Regions from separate parts of the Homo sapiens genome. Here region 2 is linked to region 1. The links are chromatin contacts, found by Hi-C or POLR2A ChIA-PET in ENCODE. All regions are on one chromosome and are shown on one strand. The core of a region is the stretch at or near the end of the contact, and the rest is flanking DNA. Distances in the headings are between cores, read along the strand shown.

The links. Hi-C counts contacts between places; a loop is a spot of excess contacts on that map. ChIA-PET counts read pairs that join two places held with the same protein, here RNA polymerase II (POLR2A). Pooled maps may share reads with other maps.
Region 2: a pooled map shows a loop between it and region 1 (3-fold over the local background). The contact joins the enhancer-like site here to the promoter of SAPCD2 in region 1. A Hi-C loop is called at or near these places in 3 of 50 pooled maps. POLR2A ChIA-PET finds 5 or more read pairs at or near these places in 3 of 52 experiments (HEK293, Panc1 and activated CD8-positive, alpha-beta memory T cell).

Annotation. Positions count from the first base shown.
Region 1 is chr9:137,065,915-137,072,556 of GRCh38, reverse strand. SAPCD2 (suppressor APC domain containing 2) reads left to right here and starts at 2,000. Exons shown (of 6, transcript NM_178448.4): 1 at 2,000-2,667; 2 at 6,183-6,295. The coding sequence starts at 2,097. RefSeq lists enhancers at 859-1,838, 4,399-4,448, 3,801-4,781 and silencers at 1,943-2,352, 2,523-2,572, 2,623-2,672, 4,049-4,098.
Region 2 is chr9:136,700,057-136,707,359 of GRCh38, reverse strand. No RefSeq gene overlaps it. Among named protein-coding and RNA genes, the nearest start is that of DIPK1B, 8.9 kb to the left of the region's middle. RefSeq lists enhancers at 5,941-5,990, 6,031-6,190. Within about 2 kb of position 5,944, at least 3 of the 41 ENCODE cell types and tissues checked have a DNase peak (open chromatin) inside an H3K27ac peak, as active enhancers do.

The sequences.
Region 1 (6,642 bases), core at 751-3,250:
GGCCACCGACTCCACATCCACACTGGCCTCCCCTGCCATACCACTGAGCTGTTCCCAGCCCTTCCCCATCCCTTAGGCCTCAGCCTGGCTTGGTGCCCACTCAAGGATGGTGTTTCCCATATGATTTCACTGGATACGGCTCCCCAGTGCCATTCACAGAGCACCCACTGTGGGCCAGGCCAATGCCAGGCCTAGAAGGAGCCCTGTCCTGCTTGCAAATAGCCAGGGCCCCCTGGGCCAGGAGAAAGCTGTCCCCTGTGTTTTATCTAACTAGGCTTCAGGGGGAAGGGGACTGGGGCCAGAGCAGAGTTCTGAAGGATGTAGTGCGGTCAGCCTGGAGCAGAGGGGAAGGGCCTTCCTGGTAGAAGAGCCACCAGGCACAGGGGCCTGGAAGTGAGGGAGTGCAGGGACCCCAGGCCTGGCACTGGCGGTGAGGGGTGTGCTGGAAGCAGGGTAGGTGTGGGGATGGGGGGGCGGGGGCTTGCGTGTTGTGCTGGTTTGTTTTGTTTTGTTTTGTTTTTGAGACAAGATCTCGCTCTGTCACCCAGGATGGAGAGCAGTGGCTCAATCACAGCTCACTGCAGCCTCAACCTCTTGGGTTCAAGGGATCCTCCCACCTCAGCCTCCCAAATACCTGGGACCACAGGCATGCACCACCACGCCTGGCTAATTTTTTAAACTTTTTGTAGAAATAGGGTTGCCTTATGTTGCCCAGGCTGGTCTTGAACTCCCCAGCTCAAGTGATCCTCCCGCCTCGGCCTCGTGCTGGGTTTTTGAGCAGACCAGCCATTAAAGGGGAAGCTGGCTTACAGGACCAAGCTCTGATGGGCTGCTCCAGGCTCAGAGCTTCTTATGTCCTTCCAGCATTCCCTACGATGAAGGAGTCCCACTTAGAGTGAGTGACCCAGAAGAGAAGTGGACCCAGGATACTCCCTGGCCTGGGAAGATGCCTCTACAGCTTGAGACACAGGCACCAGTGGCTCAGGCCTGAGGACAGAGACCCAGGTAGGTATGCCAGCTGAGGCCTGCCCAGGAGGGAGGGTGGGAGACCCGCAGAGGGCCAAGGCAAGTCTCGGATTGGGGGCCTGTCTGGGGAGGGTGTTTGCACCCTGAACACCTCCCTGGAACCTAGAGGGTACTACTGGCCAGCCCTGAGATGGGCTCCCAGGGCTAGAACCCAGGCTAAGGCCTGGTCTCACCTCCCATGTGGACAGACCAAATGAAGACAGAGTGACCAGATCCCAGCTGGAAACACAGCAGAGGCAGGGGGACAGGGCTGCGGGAGCCAGGAGAGCAGCTGGAGGAGGTGTCCAGCCAGGGGAAGGAGGAGAGGAGAGCAAGAGGCAGAGGGAGCTGGTCACTAGATGGGGATCTGGGGACACAGGAGAAAGTGGCTTTGTTCTGCAGCAGGCAGGCCAGGCCAGACTGTCCCGAGGGACCAGAGGAGGAGCCAGCAGCAGTGGGGACAGAAAGGCCTCTGTGAGTGGGAAGCGCCCAGCTGGCTGGAGCCTACGATCCTCTTGGGGCCCTCCTGGTGGAAGAGAAGGGGGCCGCAGGGTCACCTGTGCTTGCGGCCAGGGAACTAGAGGGGAAAAGTGGGATCTTTGGAGGGGGTGCCCCCCCCCATTCTTACCCCACGAGGCTACCTGGAGACAGGTTTTTTTGTAGGGTGCCAGGCCCCGCCCCTTGGAGAGGTGGCCGGGGCAGCCAGCCACAGCTGGATCCGAGAAAGCGCCTGGCCGCGGCAGGAGGTTTGGTGGGGCTGGGGCGGGGCAGAAAGGAAGGTCTGCGAGGCCAGAGTGGAGCAGGAGCTGGGGGATCCGGTTCCGCCTGCCCAGGGCCTCCGCGCGCCTCCCAGGGCCACTCGGCAAGAAAAAAAAAAAAAAAATCAAACCTCCTCTCAGCCTATCAGAGAGCAGATGGGACGGGCTCGGCCAATGGCCGCGGCGCATGTTAATGAGGGCTGACGCCGCGAGGAGGGCCCCATTCAAAAGTAGTCGCTATTGTCGCCGTGGGCTGAGCTCGCCGGGCCGGCCCCTCCGTGGGGCCGCGCTGGGACGCACGCGGGTGGACGAGGGGACCGATCCCGGGCGCCCATGGCCGGGGCCGCCATGGCCGAGCGGGGCCGCGTGCCTCCCCCCGCACCCGCGCCCAGCACGGAGGGGCTGCCGCGCGCCTTCCTGCAGAGCCTGCGCACCCTGTTCGACATCCTGGACGACCGGCGGCGCGGCTGCGTGCACCTGCGCGAGATCGAGTCCCGCTGGCAGGGCACCGACGCGCGGGAGCTGCCCCGCGGGGTGCTGGAGGGCTTGCGCCAGGTGGCCCCGGCCAGCGGCTACCTGACCTTCGAGCGCTTCGTGGCCGGCCTGCGCACCTCCCTGCTGAGCGCCGACGGCGGCCCCCGGGACCCCACGCGCGCCCCGGCCCGGCCCGGGGATCAGCCGCCGCCGCCGCCGCAGCGCCTGGTGTTCGCTCCGGCCGACGAGCCGCGGACGGTCCTGGAGAGGAAGCCCCTGCCCCTGGGCGTGCGCGCCCCTCTGGCCGGTCCCAGCGCCGCCGCCCGCAGCCCGGAGCAGCTGTGCGCCCCGGCTGAGGCGGCGCCCTGCCCCGCGGAGCCCGAGCGGTCCCAGAGCGCGGCGCTGGAACCGAGCTCCAGCGCGGACGCAGGTGAGTTCCGGACGGCCCCCGGGCACCCTCGTAGCTCTCCCGGGCCCGGGCCAGAAACCGCAGTCCCACAGCTGCTGCCCGTGCATTTCCCACAAGGGACGGGACCGGGGAGCGGCTCTTCGTGGACTCCGGATCCTGGAGGGCGCCTCGGCGGGTCTGGAGGGAAAGGGCTTCATGCTTGTCGCGGTGAGCCCAGGGGCTTGCTTAGGGAGGCAAGCCAGACCCTCTCCTGCCACAGCATAAGGCCACCAGGGCCGGGGGGTGGCAGGTGACTCAGAAAACCCACCGGGAGCCCAACCTGTACCAAGCCTGAGCTTGGGCTCTCCATCTCCAATACCCTTTCCGCACCTGGGGACACCTGGGCCCTCAGCCTCCTGTCTGTGGCTGCTCAGGCAGAAGTGCTTCCTTCTCAAAGAAAGGGTCCCCCTTCTCAGTGTGACAGCTTAGCCAGGGGGGCTGGGCCCACTGACCCCACTGAGGCCTAGGCAGGCGGGGGCTGCTGCTGGTGGCCCAAGAGGACCTGGCCCTGTTGCCAAGATGGGCAGGGGCGTGGGTGGATCTCCTGCACCCCAGTGGGGCTGTACTATGGCAGATGCCATGGAGGGACATAGGCCGTAGTCCCTGGGGATGGCTGGCACACTCCTCTCCTGCCTTCCGGTCCAGTTGGCAGTGATGGGAGATTGCTGAATGGTCCCCTGTCTCCCCCAACCCAGTGCCTGCCTTGGGAACAGGACCTGTATTATGGCTGGGGTTGGGGGGCCAAGCTCCCAGAGGGGCCCCAGGCCCCACAGCCCATTCGGCCTGTGCACCCGTTCTGCCAGGGGAGGCCTGCCCACCGGTGGCTCCTGCCGGTCCCTGTGCTGCCTGCTGCTCTGCCACCCTCCCTGTACTGCTCCCCCACCTCAGCCATATTCTCCAGCCCTACAGCTGGTGTTTGGAGCCACGGCGGCCCTGGCCTCCCTGGTGATCTGATCCAGCAGCCACACCAGGCTGGGGGACCCCTAGTTCTATGGTGAGGGAACCTTCAGAGGGTATCTGGCTCCAAATGCAGGGTCAGCGTCATCCATGTGGCCATGCAGTTTGAAATCAGCCATGGGATTGCACGCTGTGGCCGGGCCTGGGGTTTGGAGGCCTAAGCCTGTGGTCCACCCCTGCTCTGCTCTGATGCCCCATGCGGCACTGGCTCACGTACCACATCTCCCTGAAGGCCACATGGCTAGGGCTGTAGCTGTCACCCTCTCACAGGCAAACGGAGGGCCAGACAAATGGCGTGACATATTTGATTGACACAGCTGGCTTTTGGGGTGTCAAATCTGGAGCTCTGAGGTCACCCCAACTCCCAGAAAGCCTGCCAACACACACAGCCTTCCAAGCCCCCAGCCCAGATGTTCAGGGCCTCTTTCCTTGTTCCCACCTGGGACTGCGTGTTTGCTCCAGGCTGGCTGTGGCCCTGGAGGTGTGGCCTGCTGGCTCAGGGCCCTGGAGGGGCAGAGCCACCACCCCCACCTAGAGGCCATCTAGCTCATCACCCAGCACGCTGCTATCTGGGGACCCAGGAGCTGCTCTATGGACTCAACTGTACAGACCGGGCCCAGGTGTCCTGGGACTTCCTCTATGGCCTCCCTCTGTCTGTACCCTCTCTGCTCCCACCTCCTGAAGGGCTGTGTGCTCTTCCACTGTCTTGCCCCAGAGCTGCCAGCCGCTCAGCACCGCAGGCTGGAGTGCGAATTCGGGCCTGCCTGGAGCCAGGCTCTCTGCCGTGCCTACCTGGGCCCAATTCTTGCATCACTCCCTGACTCCTGTGGCCAGGTGCCAGGGGCATGGCCTCTAAGGATGTGCCTGGTGCTGGGGCTACAGCTGGAGGCCGAAGGAGGATGCCTTCCTCCACACCTGTACCCACTTCTGTAGCCTGGGGAGGTGCACCTACTCCCTCACCAGGAAGCTGGGCCGGAGTGGCACCAACGCGATACTCTTGGCTGCCCCCAGGGGGAGCCCTCAAACAAACTTCAGAGCAGGGGTCTGTGAGCACCAGGACGTGCCTGACTTGTCAGTTGGGTGCACCGCCTGGCGTATCACACACGCGGGACTTTTTTTTTTTTTTTTTTTTTTTTTTTTGAGATGGAGTCTTGCTCTGTCGCCCAGGCTGGAGTGCAGTGGCGCGAATCTCAGCTCACTGCAACCTCCGCCTCCTGGGTTCAAGCGATCCTCCTGCTTCAGCCTCCCGAGTAGCTGGGATTACAGGTGCATGCCACCACGCCCTGCTAATTTTTGTATTTTTAGTAGAGACAGGGTTTCACCATGTTGGCTAGGCTGGTCTTGAACTCCTGACCTCAACTGATCCCCCCCCGCCCCAGCTTCCCAAAGTGCTGGGATTACAGGTGTGAGCCACCGTGCCCGGCAAGGGATCTTTTTTTTTTTTGAGACAAAGTTTTGCTGTGTTGCCCAGCCTGGAGTGCAGTGGCGCAATCTGGGCTCAGTGGAACCTCTGCCTCCCAGGCTCAAGCAATCCTCCTGCCTCAGGCTCCTGAGTAGCCGGGACCACAGGTGCATGCCACTGCACCAGGCTAATTTTTGTGTTTCTAATAGAAATGGGGTATTGCCGGCCGGGCACAGTGGCTCACGCCTGTAATTCCAGCACTTTGGGAGGCTGAGGTGGGTGGATCACCTGAGGTCAGGAGTTCAGGACCAGCCTGGTCAACATGGTGAAACCTCATCTCTACTAAAAAATACAAAAAGTAGCTGGGCATGGTAGTGGGTGTCTGTAATCCCAGCTACTCGGGAGGCTGAGACCGGAGAATCACTTGAACCTGGGAGGCGGAGGTTGCAGTGAGCCAAGATCATACCATTGCACTCCAGCCTGGGCAACAGGAACAAAACAACGTCTCAAGAAAAAAAGGAAGAAATGGGGTTTTGCCATGTTGCCCAGGCTGGTCTCAAACTCCTGAGCTCAAGCGATCCACCCGCCTTGGTCCCCAAAAGTGCTGGGATTACAGGCGTGAGCCACTGTGCCCGGCCATGCGGGACTAACTTTCTATCAGAGTCACCATCCTGGGAAAAGTTAGGTTTCCGTCATTCACACCCACATCTCCTGCTGCCTTGCAGGACCCCGTGCAGATGGGAGAGGCGTAGTCAGGACCAGAACCCCCCCGCCCACTCCTCCCTTACCCAGCTGCCTTGGAGACCCAGGGTGTGCCTGCCATGTTCTGGGCACTGGGTGTGCAGAAGAGAGCTGGATAAGGCCTCTGGCCCCAGAGAGCTCACGGACCGATGAGGGGGCAGGGTGTGTGTTTGAGCAAACATGCGGGCTTGGCGGCACAGCCCTCCCCAAGCCAGTGTGAGGAGCTGGAAAGGGGAGAGGGACCAAACTCCAGCCTGGCACAGAGGCTACACGTGGGCCATGCCAGGCTGGTGCCCGAGACCTCGAGGGTGGGCTGAGATGTGGAGGCCGCTGCACCTCAGCAGAGCCTGGCCAGGCAGGTCTGGAGGTGAGCCAGGCCCATGCCTCTCCATAACAGGTGCAGTGGCGTGCAGGGCCCTGGAGGCGGACTCAGGGGATGCCCGGCGGGCTCCCCGTGCCCGAGGGGAACGTCGGAGGCACACCATCGCCAGCGGCGTGGACTGCGGCCTGGTGAGCAGGGACTGGGGCTCTGTGGGGCTCTCCATCTTGCCTGGAGGCTGGAGGCCGGGATGGGAGCAGGGGGGCCTTGAGCCTGGGGGAGTCCATGGCGGAAGTACAGTCAGCTCTGGACATCTCTCTCCCTACCTGGGCTTGACTCCCCTGGAGGGATGGCCCAGGGTCAGGCAGAGGGAGGTCAAGAGGTCGTTTAGGGCAGCTATGGTGGCTGCCCAGCCCGCCTCACGAGGTTGCTGCTGCAAGCCAGTCTGGCTTCCCAGCTGTGTGCTCACCACAGGCAGACTTCGGGAGGGTGGGCTCAGCTGAAGGGTCCGTCACCCCTCCCCCAGGGAAGCCTGAGT
Region 2 (7,303 bases), core at 4,695-7,194, 370 kb after region 1:
TAGTTGTCTAGTTCTAGAGACCCAAGGCTTCTGAGCTGCCAACCTGCAGGACATCATCTGTATCATGGCACCTGTGGACATCAGAAGTCCTAACCTGCCCACAGGTGGCCAGTGGCGGGGCGTGTACGGGGAACACACCTAAGTGTATTGGAGACCTGGCCATGTGAATGCAAGCTGGTCTTGCTCCTCCCCTGCCAGTGGTGTGGCAAAAAGGCATTGGCAGGATCCAAGACAGTGTACCAAGTACCCGGAGCCCACGTGATGGGCTCGGTATGGTCACAGTGTGTAGGACAGCTAGGGCTCTGGGAGCAATGGCTGACTTCTGTTGGTGGTAATCCACTGTCAGCCACCAGCAGCTCTTACCTGCTCCACTGGCCACTCAGGGATGTTGTGTTGCCATATTTCATCTCTTTTTTTTTTTTTTGACACGGAGTGTCACCCAGTGATTGTCACCCAGGCTGGAGTGCAGTGGCGTGATCTCGGCTCACTGCAGCCTCTGCCTCCTGGGTTCACATGATTCTCCTGCCTCAGCCTCGCGAGTAGCTGGAACTATAGGGGCCCGCCACTATGCCCAGCTAATTTTTGTAGTTTTAGTAGAGACTGGGTTTCTCCATGTTGGCCAGGCTGGTCTTGAACTCCTGACCTCAGATGATTCACCCGCCTCGGCTTCCCAAAGTGCTGGGATTAGAAGCTTGAGCCACCACGACCAGCCTTTATTTTTTTGAGGCAGACTCTCACCCTGTTGTCCAGGCTGGAGTGCAGTGGCACGATCTCGGCTCACTGCAACCTCCACCTCCCGGGTTCAAGTGATGGGTTCAAGGGATTCTTATGCCTCAGCCTCCCGAATAGCTGGGACTATAGGTGCCCGCCACCACACCTGGCTAATTTTTTTGTATTTTTAGTAGAGACGGGGTTTCACCATGTTGACCAGGCTGGTCTCTAACTCCTGGTGTCAAGTGATCTACCGGCCTCAGTCTCTCAAAGTGCTGGGATTACAGGCGTGAGCCACCACGCCCAGCCCCATATTTCATCTCTTAGTCCCCCTACTGCCCTTAATCCCTCAATCAAACCTCTGATGCGCCTTTTTCCCTCTGGGATTCTGTACCGCTTCTGGGATTCTGTACCCGCCCTGAAAGCGGGTTGCAGAGAGATTCACACATCCCACTGGCCCTTCTCTGCATTCAGTGCTTGCCAATAGGGAGAGTCCCCTCTGGCACGTACAGGATGGAAGTATGGGGATGAAACACAGCTCCTACGCGGCAACACACACATAGAAGCATCAAAAACAGGGCATCGAATTGGCCCAAAATGCCACACCCACAAGATCACATCAGCCTTCACTCCCCATTTCAAACCGTGCACAAATCCGGTGAGCGGAATCCAGAGAACTTTTCCTTCCACTGGTCCAAACAGGAGAGTGATGTGGGCTACTCATATCCGACAGAGCCATAAAGTTTGAGTTCTTCTTCTCCTCCAAGTTCTCCAGCACACTTGGATGGTGCCCACGGCCTGGGAACCTCTAATCATCTTTCTTCCTAACGTAAGTGGAGGGGGGTGAGAGGTGGAAGGAGGAAGTCCATGAACAAGGTTCTGCGTTTATTTTCAGGCAGCGTGGCAACGGCTCATGACTCAGCCAGGGACTGTTCCATGATTTTCAATCCATCCAATGCTCCGTACCAGGCAGTGAGCTTCTCACAGCTGACCCATCTACTTCAGTTTTGGGAGCCCCATGGCTTAGTAGCCATTGCCATGTTGTTTTCAGCTGGATCTGTGGAGTTTGCACCATTTGGCCAACTCGAGCTTGGTGTCCCAGTGGCAATCTTATTTGAGGATTCTTCCTACTTTAGACAAAATAGATGTAACAGAGTTGATTTGAGCATTAAAGGAGGCATGAATCAGGCAGCACTCAAAGGTGGAAGAGGCTCTGGGAGCTCTGTCTTAGCAGTGTGAGCAGCAGGCTTTTACAGGCTGAATGTGGAAGTGAAGTACGGAAATAACTCAAGGCCAGGCTAGGCACCGTGGCTCACACCTGTAATCCCAGCAGTTTGGGAGGCCGAGGCAGGCAGATCACATGAGGTCAGGAGTTCAAGACCAGCCTGGCCAACATGGTGAAACCCCGTCTTTACTAAAAATACAAAAATTAGCTGGGCATGGTGGTGTGCACCTGTAATCCCAGCTAATCGGGAGGCTGAGGCAGGAGAATCGCTTGAACCCAGGAGGCGGAGGTTGCAGTGAGCCGAGATCACACCACTGCACTCCAGCCTGAGCAACAGAGCATGACTCTGTCTCAAAAAAAAAAAAAAAAAAGAAAAAGAAAAAAAAAAGAAAAGAAATAACTCAAGACCTTTGCCTTATTTGGGTGTGGTCTGATTGGTTGGCTGCCCGTGATTGATTGGTTGAAACCTGGCTATCTGTTAACAAACTACTGAATAAAGTTGTTGTTGGTTAGTGGGAACTCCCAGTACAGAGACGGCCTCAGGCAATGACTGCTCCTTATTTTGCTTTAAACAACTTTAATCTAGCCGGGCAGGGCATGGTGGCTCACGCCTGTAATCCCAGCCTTTTGGGAGGCCGAGGCGGGCAGATCACCTGAGGTCAGGAGTTCCAGACCAGCCTGGCCACCATGGTGAAAGTCCTTCTCTACCAAAAATACAGAAATTAGCCACGCATGGTGGCAGGTGCATGTAGTCCCAGCTACTCGGGAGGCTGAGGCAGAAGAATCGCTTGAACCTGGGAAGCAGGGGTTGCAGTGAGTCAAGATCGTGTCACTGCACTCCAGCCTGGGTGACAAGAGCAAAACTCATCTCAAAATAAATAAATAGATAAATATAAATAAATAAAATTCAGTGGTGCCTCTTCCTCCTGCTCCAGCCACGTAGGACACACCTGTGTCCCCTTCACCTTCTGCCACGATGATGTTTCCTGAGGCCTCCCCAAAAGCAGAAGCCGCTATGCTTTCTGTACAGTCTGAGGAACTGTGGGCCAATTCAACCTCTTTTCTTTCTAAATTACCCAGTCTCAGGTATTTCTTTGTACCCATGTGAGAATGGACTAATATAGATGGTTTTGGGAGGTGGTGCCTTTGGGAGGTGACAAGGTCATAAGGGTGGAGTTCTCATGAATGAGATCAGGGCCTTTATAAAGGAGACCCCTGGCCGGGCACGGGGCCTCAAGCCTGTAATCCCAGCACTTTGGGAGGCCGAGGCAGGTGAATCACCTGAGGTCAGGAGTTCGAGATCGGCCTGGCCAACATGGTGAAACCCCGTCTCTACTAAAAATACAAAAATCAGCCTGGGGTGGTGGCGGGCACCTGTAATCCCAGCTACTCGGGAGGCTGGGGCAGGAGAGTCACTTGAACCCGGGAGGCGGAGGTTGCAGTGAGCCAAGATTGCGCCATTACACTCCAACCTGGGCAACAAGAGCGAAACTCCATCTCAAAAAAAAAAAAGAAGAGACCCCCACCCCGGCTGCCAGGAGACCCCTGACTGCATTCACCACGTGACGTCTATCAGGAGGCGGGCGCTCACCAGACACGGAATCTGCCTGCACCTCGATATTGGACTTTCTGGCCTCCATCACTGTGAGAAATGCATTTCCATTGTTTGTAAGCCACCTGGCTTGTGGTGTTTTGTCAAAGCTGACTAGGACAGTCACTTTCCCTTCACCAGGACTGCAAACCCCGTGTCTCAACTGTGGCTTCCTGTGAGTTTGTCTGTCAGCAAAACCTCCTGAAATGGGCCAGAGCCCCCCTTAGAGCAGCAGGACATGCCACAGACTTCAGAGACCTTTCACTGTGCCCCCAGGACAGATCTAGAGTTGGCTGGAAAGGTGCAGGAGCAGCTGGGCCATGCCTCCTTAATAACACTGGGGGCTCCACCCCCATCTGTCAAGGGAACCAAAGCTCCAAGGACTTCCTAGTTTCTGCCCTCGGTGGGAGTGCAGCTGCGGTCAGGAGACCTACACATCTGTGACTGTCAGAGCGGCAAGACCTTCTGCTCGCAGAGACACATCTTTTCTTTCTCTCTTTCTTTCTTTTGAGACAGAGTCTCGCTCTTGTCGCCCAGATTGGAGTGCTGTGGTGTGATCTCGGCTCACCGCAACCTCCGCCTCCCTGGTTCAAGCAATTCTCCTGCCTCAGCCTCCCGAGTAGCTGGGATTACAGGCATCTGCCACCAGGCCCAGCTAATTTTTTGTAGTTTTAGTAGAGATGGGATTTCACCTTGTTGGCCAGGCTGGTCTCGAACTCCTGACCTCAGGTGATCCACCCGCCTTGGCCTCCCAGAGTGCTGGGGTTACAGGCGTGAGCCACCGCGCCCGGCCCTCTAAATCATTTTTAAGCACACAGTCAGTGACATTAGGTATGTTCACATTGTTGTACAGCCCTCACTGCCATCTGGCTCCAGAACTTTTCCATCTTGTAAAACTATCTTGAACTATACAGGTGCAGTGGCTCACACCTGTAATCCCAGCACTTTGGGAGGCCGAGGCGGGCAGATCACCTGAGGTCAAGAGTTTGAGACCAGCCTGGCCAACATGGTGAAAACCCATCTCTACTAAAAATACAAATATTAGCTGGGTGTGGTGGTGGGCGCCTATAATCCCAGCTACTCGGGAGGCCGAGGCAGGAGAATCGCGGGAACCGGGGAGACGGAGGTTGCAGAGAGCCGAGATCGCGCCATTTTACTCCAGCCTGGGTGACAGAGTGAGACTCCATCTCAAAAAAAAAAAAAAAAAAAAAAAGGCAAAATTGATCTCACTCGAGGTCTTTAACCTAATTACAGCTGTAAAGACCCCATTTCCACAGAAAGTTACATTTACACATTCCAGGGGGACTTATCTTTTGGGGGGCACCATTTAACCCACTGCAGTATCAAAATCAAGGTGCAGGGCAGCACGTGCAGTGTGGTACCATTTTCATTTTTGTCATTTAGCTCTGTGTGTGTGTGTGCACATGGGTGTGTGCCCGCGTGCGTGTGTGTGTGTGTGTGTCAATCTCCCTGTGTTCCTTCCATGTATAGGTGATTGAACCTCTCTTGCTATTTTTTTTTTTTTTATCCGAGACAGAGTTTCACTTTTGTCACCCAGGCTGGAGTGCAGTGGCACGATCTCGGCTCACTGCAACCTCCACCTCCCAGGTTCAAGCAATTCTCCTGCCTCAGCCTCCTGAGTAGCTGGGACTACAGGCGCGCACCACCATGCCCGGCTAATTTTTTGTATTTTTAGTAGAGATGGAGTTTCACCATGTTGGCCAGGCTGGTCTCGAACCCCTGACCTCAGGTGGTCCACCCGCCTTGGCCTCCGAAAGTGCTGGGATTACAGACGTGAGCCACCATATCCAGCCCTCTCTTGCTATTTGCAAAGGTGTAAGTGGGGGGACTGAATCGTGTCCCCACTAAATTCCTTCCTGGAAGCCCTAACCTGCAAGGAGAGGGTATTGACGATGTAGCCTATGGGAGGTGCCTGGGGGTGGATGAGGTCATGAGGGTGGGCCTTAGTAGAAAGGGCACAGGTGCCCTCCCCTTATTCCTTATCCCACCCTCGCGTCAGGACGCAGCAAGAAGGCACTAGAGAAGGGAGGCAGGGCTGAGAACGGGGAAAAGGGCTGGATCCTTAGAGAGGCCAGGGCTGGGAACCTCAGGCGGGTTCCCAGGATCTGCCAGGAAGAGGACCCTCACCAGAGCCGGACCACGGGGCGCCCCCACCCCCAGCCTCCAGACCCGTGGGGAGGAAACGTCTGCTTTGTGAGGATGTCCTGGCCGGCGGAGACAAACCTGAATCCTGCGGGCGCTGGGGCCCCCGGATCCTCCACAGCTGCTCAAAATGAGGGTGACGCAGAGAGACACCACAATAAACTCGAAAGTAGCAGACGGTGAAACCGTCTCCATGCTGTCAACGTGTGAGCAACGTTCAGCGTCCGAGTCACAGGGAACACAGGAGGCCATCCCACCGAGCGGGGCTGTGACTCGTGTTCATAACTGTCATCACCCTAGTACCTGCCGCTCCTCCTGGAGAAAATTCGGATGTCCCAGGTGGGCTGAAGCACACAGGAAGGTGGGGGTGGAGAGACAAGGGAGGCAGGGCTGAGCACAGAGCTGCGTCCTTCGAGAGGCTGGGGCCGGGAACCTCAGGCGGGTTCCTCTAAAACAGCCCTTGTCGCTGTTGTTCATGTCCTTATCACCGACGTCTTGAACGTTCATTGTAAAATATGCAGGTTCATCTGAGGCAGGACAGGCGGTCGAGGAAGTGACCGTGTCCTCGGAACGTGGCAACCGCGGTGACCCCACAGTCAACACAATAAGCCCTAGCGTTGGCACTGTAGTCCCACTCACTCAAGCGCAGCTGTCTCCAGTAGGGGCTTTCCCTGTAGACAGCATGAGCTTTTTTTTTTTTTTTTTGAGGTGGAGTCTCGCTCTGTCTCCCAGGATGGAGTGCAGTGGGGCAACCTTGGCCCAGTGCAACCTCCACCTCCCAGGTTCAAGCGATTCTCGTGCCTCAGCCTCCCGAGTAGCTGGGATTACAGGCACCTGCCAGCACACCTGGCTGATTTTTTTTTTTTTTTTGGAGACACAGTCTTGCTGTATCCTCCAGGCTGCAGTGCAGTGGTGCGATCTCGGCTCACTGCAACCTCCATCTCCCGGGTTCAAGCAATTCTCGTGCCACAGCCTCCCGAGTAGCTGGGATTACAGGCATGTACCACCACGCCCAGCTAACGTTTTATTTTTAGTAGAGATGGGATCTCACTATGCTGTCCAGGCTGGTCTCAAACTCCTGGCCTCAAGTGATCCTCCCCCATCTCGCCTCCCAAAGTGCCGGGATTCCAGGCGTGAGGCCCTGTGCCCGGCCAGAGGAATGAAGTTCTGGCCCAGGCTATGTGGGTGAGTCGTGAAGCTGTCATGCTGAGTGAAAGAATCCAGGCACAAAGGTCCACATGGTCCTGATTCCGCTTCTATGAAATTTCCAGAACGGGCAAATCCACAGACACACGAAGATGAGTGGTTGCCATGGGCTGGGGGAGGGAGCAGTGGGGAGCGAGTGCCTATGGGGAAGGCGTTTCCCTTTGGGGGGATGAAAATGTTCTGGAGGTGATGGTTGCAAAACATTGGAGGCGTTGCAAAAAACTGAAAGTGCTAAATTATACACTTTTTTTTTTTTTTGAGATGGAGTCTCACTCTGTTGCCCAGGCTGGAGTGCAATGGTACCATCTTGGCTCACTGCAACTTCCGCCTCCTGGGTTCACGTGATTCTCCCGCCTCGGCCTCCCAGGTAGCTGGGATTACAGGCATGCGCCACCACACCCAGCTAA